2 separate regions of the Homo sapiens genome follow, and region 1 is linked to region 2. A link is an interaction called in ENCODE POLR2A ChIA-PET data of the cell type or tissue named here. Cell type or tissue: K562. All regions are shown on one strand. Links, peaks and the distances in the headings refer to the core of each region. The heading gives the core; the rest is flanking DNA.

Region 1 (2,910 bases), core at 149-2,648, 280 kb before region 2:
CAGGCTCCTCAGAAAGGAATTTAGAACACCGAACAGTGGTCAGAATTCAGTAAGAATACATTATCCTTATTTTTCTCATTTCACTTCAGACGGATGGAAATGTCATCATATATTAGTGTTCTTCTAGCATTTAGAAATCATTGATTTATATAGTAAAAATCATAAACCAGTCCAACAAAAGGAAAGCTCCATGCTGTAGGGCTTCATTTTGTTTTGCTCATTGCTGCATTCTCCAGTGCCTAGAATAGAGCTTGGCATATAGCGAGCATGCAATTTTTTTTTTTTTTTTGAGACAGAGTCTCACGCTCTGTTGCCCAGGCTGGAGTGTAGTGGCGTGATCTCGGCTCACTGCAACCTGTGCCTCCCAGGTTTAAGTGATTCTTTGCCTCAGCCTCCCAAGTAGCTTGAATTACAGGCGCACGCCACCATACCAGGCTAACTTTGTATTTTTAGTAGAGACGGGGTTTTACCATATTGGCCAGATGTGTCTTGAACTCCTGACCTCAGGTGATCCACACACCTCGGCCTCCCAAAGTGCTGGGATTACATGCTTGAGCCACTGCGCCCAGCCAAGCATGCAATAAATATTTGCCGAATTTTGAATCAACAGATTATCCTGGGTCATACCCTTTGAAACAGTAAACTGATTTCAGAAAATATAACTGAAGAAAATAATTCATAAAAGAAAGGAAATCATTTGTACAAAACCAAAAATAGTAATACCTTTTCCTAGTACACTCAAGTTTGCAAAATGATTTTATAGCTTTTTTTTTTTTGAGACAGGGTCTCACTCAGGCACCCAGGCTGGCACCCAGGAGTGCAGTGGTACAATCACGGCTCACTGTAACTGAGGAAGCAGAATACAGAAAATGAGGCAGGATAATAGTAAAGGGAATTTAAAGTTGGATAAAGGGCAGAATGAGTAAGAACATGAGAGCAGAAGCAAGGTGAAGGGGTAGGTGAGCAAGAAGCAAGATAAAAGGCAGAAGTTAAGCAGGCCAAAACAAAAAGTAAGCTAAGAGAAGCAAGCAAGGACCCCATGGCCCGCAGGATCAAGACCAAACCAGCAAGGGGCAGCTCTTCAGGGCAAGTCATATGCATCAAAGAGAAAAAGTGTCCTTATGATGACCCCGTATGATAATCAACTCATCAACGCTCATGCACATGGACTGCATATCATGCATGTACTTAAAATTATGGGATGGAGGCAGCAGGCAAGCACTAAGCAACACACCCATCAATCAAAAAGGCAGACACTGACTAGAGATTAGGCAGCCAAAAAAACACATAAAAAGACCCAAACTACACCAAACTAATGCTGATCTCATTTTGCAGAGGTCAGTCTGCTCTCTCGCTCCGAGAGTGTTAATACTGGGCTTGATAAACATTTTTTTTTTTTTCTGAGATGGAGTTTCGCTCTGTCACCCAGCCTGGGGTGCAGTGGCACGATCTTGGCTCACTGCAACCTCTGCCTCCCTCCCGGGTTCAAGCGATTCTCCTGCCTCAGCGTCCCAAGTAGCTGGGATTACAGGCATGCACCACAACACCCAGCTAATTTTGTATTTTTAGTAGAAACGAGGTTTCTCCATGTTGGTCAGGCTGGTCACAAACTCCCGACCTCTGGTGATCTGCCCGTCTTGGCCTCACAAAGTGCAGGGATTACAGGCGTGAGCCACCGTGCCTGGCTTGCCCAGCTAATTTTTTGGTATTTCTGGTAGAGACAGGGTTTCACCATGTTGCCCAGGCTGCTCTGGAACTCCTGACTTCAAGTGATCCTCCTGCCTCCTAATTATGCTAACTCAAATTTGAAAGTCTATATTTAAAAAGGGCACAGCCAGGTTCAGTGGCTCACGCCTGAAATCCCAGTACTTTGGGAGGCCAAGGCGGGAGGATCACTTGAGCCCAGGAGTTTAAGACCAGTTTGGGCAATATAGTGAGACCTCGTCTCTACAAAAAATTTAAAAAATGAAATTATCCGAGTGTGGTGGTGTGTGCTTGTGGTCCTAGCTACTAGAGAAGCTGAGGTGGGAGAATTACTTGAGCCTGGGAGGTGGAGGCTGCAATGGGCTGATATTGCGCCACCGCACTCCAGCCTAGATGACAGAGCAAAGCTCTGTCTCAAAAAAAAAAAAAAAAAAAAAAAAAAAAGGAATGGAATACTGACTGATACATGCCATGAAGTAGATGAAACTTGAAAACATGTTCAGTGAAAGAAGCCAAACACAGCCGGGTGCAGTGGCTCACACCTGTAATCCCAGCACTTTTGGAGGCCAAGGTGGGCAGATCACCCTGAGGTCAGGAGTTGAGACCAGCCTGGCCAACATGGTGAAACCCTGTCTCTACTAAAAATACAAAAAAATTAGCTGGGCATGGTGGCGGGCGCCTGTAATCCCAGCTACTCGGGAGGCTGAGGCAGGAGAATCGCTTGAGCCCTGGAGGTGGAGGTAGCAGTGAGCCCAAATCGTGCCACTGCACTCCAGCTTGGGCACCAAGAGTGAAAACTCCTTCTCAAAAAAAAAAAAAAAAAAAAAAAAAAAAAGAAGCCAAACACAAAAGGTCATATATTGTATGATGGAATTTATATGAAATGTCCAGAATAGGCAAATGCAATAGGCTGATATGGGCACAGTGGCTCACGCCTGTAATCCCAGCACTTTAGGAGGCTGAGGTGGGCAGAAATGGTTGTACAACTCTCTGAATATACTAAAAATCACAGAATTGTACAGGGGTTTTCTTTTTTTTTTTTTTTCTTTTGAGACAGGGTCTCACTCTGTTGACCAGCCCAGGTTGGAGTACAGATCAATCATGACTCGCTATAGCCTCAACTCCTTGGCCCAAGCAATCCTCCCACCTCAGCCTCCCAAGCAGCTGGGACCACAGGCATTCAATACCACATCTGGCTAATTTTTA
Region 2 (2,910 bases), core at 310-2,809:
CACTTTCCAAAGGAAATGCAGCCACTGTTGGGGTAATGAGAGAACTTTTGAGAAGCGGACCAGCAGAGTCTGGGCCTGCATAAGAATCTGTCTTGATTACAGAGGCCGAGGAGTTAACACCCAGAGGGGAGGTCATACTGCTGGCTGGCTTACCTATAGGGAGAGGCTCCCCAAGGCTTTTCTTTGCTAGGGTGGCTTCAGGAGAAAGAGGTATCTCTGGAGAAGAGGATGTACTTTGGAAAGAAGGGGAATTTTTAGGGGCTGCCTGGACTAACGGTAATACAGTAGGGTCTTTCTTGGTGGTGAGTCCTGCTTGGGCTGGAGAGAAAGGGGCTCCTTCAAGAGAGGCAGGTACAGTTTGGAGGTCTTTTTGTGTTGGAAATTTAACCAATACTGAACTGGGGAGATTTTTGAGGTCTTCAGGGTCTGGCAGAGGAGGAGAGACTGGTATCCTCAGAGTGGTTGCTACTTGAGTAGAAGGCTCTTTGGGAGCCACAGGTGCCATAACCAAGGCAGCAGGGGAAGTTGGTTCTATGTTACTTATGGGACCTGATGACATTGGAGGAGAAACACAAGTAGCTACCTCAAAGGTAGTAGTAGGTGCTGCAGCAATTGTACAGGGGTTAGTCACCACAAGTGGGGTGGTTCCAACAGAAGAAACGGGCATTTGGGCCACTAAAGGATAATGATAAGTGGCATTAGGAGAGCTTTTGAGAATGAGAGAGGTTGTAGGAGATAATGAAAAAGAGGTAGCTACATTTAAGGAGCCAGAAGGGCTGCAGGTTATGCTAGAGATGGTAGAGGGACCTTTGTCAACAGATGGAGCCACCACTGGAAAGGCAGCCACAGTAGCAGGAACTACCTCATTTCTGGAAGGAAGGGGAGGAATTACAGATCTCTGAGAAGGATAAGAGGCCCCTGTGGAAGAATGATCTACAGAAATGGTCTTCACTGTAGGGTCTGACAAAGCACTAGGACCTGTTTGACCTAAAAGTTGGACAGAACCAAAAGAACTCTGATGTAAAGGTGCAAGATGAGAGCCCAGAGAAATGGGAAAATCTGGGGGGGTGTTGGGACCCGCAGTCTTTTGAGAAGAGGTCACCACAGGAAGAGACTGAGTTGAAAGAGATAAGGCAGCAGGTGGACTAACAGGCCCCTTCAGGCTGAGGCTTCCTGGGTTTTGTGGAGAAATCAGAACTGAGGAAATGGTGGTATCTTTGACTTGAGGGGAAGCGATGGCTAGGGTAGTTGTGGGTGTTGTCTGAGGAAGGGAGGCCACTCCAGATTGAATAGAGGCCATGGGAGTCACACAGTGGTAAGGAACAGTACTGACTATACATGGAGGGCTGGGGGTGCCTTTTGGATTAGGGACTACCTCAGAGGGAACTTTATTAAGATTAGTCTTTGGTTCTGAGGGAGCAATGGGAGCTGACAGAGTTATCACTGACCCTGACTCAGCTACAGCCACTGAAGGAGGTGAAGTAAGAAGGTTAGGTGGAAAAGCAGAACTCTTCTGAACTGAGTGGGGAGCCAGGGCAACCAGAGCTAAGGGAGCTGAAGAGGAAGGGGTCCCTTTCAGAGTTGGAGCTATCATGGGAGAGGCTAGAGCTAAGGCAGCTGGGGAGATGGGAGGCCCTATTAGGTTTGGTAGGAAGGTTGGGGCTTCAGGGGCAGTTCCCAAAGGTAGGGCTGTTCCAGAGGATGACTGGGGAAAAGGAACTTCTAAAGGGGTCGAGGCAATAGTAGAGGGGGAAGGGAATGGGGAAGCCTGGTTAGCAGCTGAGAGAGGGCACTGTTGTGGGGCAGGAGAGCAAGGAGGGGGGAGGGTAGGTCCAGGCTGCCCTAAGGCAGCAGTGACACTCAAGGCTGAAGACATAGGTAGCACAGCTGGAGAAAGGCAAAAGGAGATAAAGAAAGGGGGAGGGGGAGGAGAAAAAAGGTGAGTTATGCAGCCCAACTTGGTACAACATGCCTCCTAGGAAACACTGGAGTTTAAAATCTGACAGTCTAAGTCACCACGCAGGATTAGATAAAGGTGACAGGCAACAACAACCTTCCCCAAACATTTTTCAGTGGTCAAGTGAGAAGACATTCCCCTCCTAATTTCTCACACTTCCCCAAGTTCTACCAAAGTAAACCAACTATTTTAGGGTGAGGAGAACAGTCTAAGAGCAGCCTATCTCTAAATGGGGAGCACAGACTCTTGGTAGGTTGAGAACAACATGCTTTCTATCCTTTCCCAGTTGTGCCCTCCCCTTACTTCTTGAAATGGACTGTATTCCCAAGTCTTTCTCACAGCCAACAGAATTCCCACGAGAAGAACAGCTGTGCTACTCTGTCCACCCAAATATCATGAACAGAAAAGATACTGAAAACTGGAACAAAGAAGTTAGTGAGCAGTGACGATGATGGGGAATCTGAACTGAATAAGAAAACACAGGCTTTTATACTTTCAGGCTTCCACTAGGCTAGGAAACATCTGACTCTGTTAGAATAGTTTTGGGAAGGAGGTGCACAGCACAATTCAGTTCTTCCTAAAGTTGAAACACTTCAGAATTTAATATCAAGTATTAAAGTCACTTAGCTTCTTTATACCTTACCAGTTTACTTACTCACAAAACCCAAACAAGAAAACCAACCACAAAAGGACTGTAATAGTCTCTATAAACCTTCCTAGGTGATGTTAATTCTTCAGACATCAATCCAAGATGAATTAGACATGAATTAGACCTCCAGGCAGAGAGCTTACTCACAAGGGTAGGGACTGTATTATGAAACTGTAACCTAACTTGTTAAACCAGATTGTGGTGCTATTTTGGAAGAAGAGAATTGGAGAGCCTGTAACAGTGGCTCATGCCTGTAATCCCAGCACTTCGGGATGCCTGGGAGGGCGGATCACGAGGTCAGGAG

Evidence for each region. Peaks named below come from ENCODE experiments on the same cell type or tissue, not always from the same donor. Only the 100,000 strongest peaks of a DNase experiment are listed, where the experiment ranks them.
Region 1: POLR2A ChIA-PET joins it to region 2 with 6 read pairs; 1 of 35 experiments calls an interaction of 5 or more read pairs at or near these places.

Annotation. Positions count from the first base shown.
Region 1 is chr12:56,436,658-56,439,567 of GRCh38, forward strand. The region is part of intron 1 of TIMELESS (timeless circadian regulator); the gene reads right to left. Among named protein-coding and RNA genes, the nearest start is that of TIMELESS, 11 kb to the right of the region's middle. In K562, for the core only: a CTCF peak has its summit at 1,084; DNase peaks (open chromatin) are centred at 1,174 and 2,141; H3K4me3 peaks cover 691 bases.
Region 2 is chr12:56,719,573-56,722,482 of GRCh38, forward strand. NACA (nascent polypeptide associated complex subunit alpha) reads right to left here. Exons shown (of 9, transcript NM_001365896.1): 3 at 1-1,887. Among named protein-coding and RNA genes, the nearest start is that of NACA, 4.3 kb to the right of the region's middle. RefSeq lists an enhancer at 1,244-1,363. In K562, for the core only: no CTCF peak of the experiment used is centred there; a DNase peak (open chromatin) is centred at 1,869; H3K4me3 peaks cover 791 bases.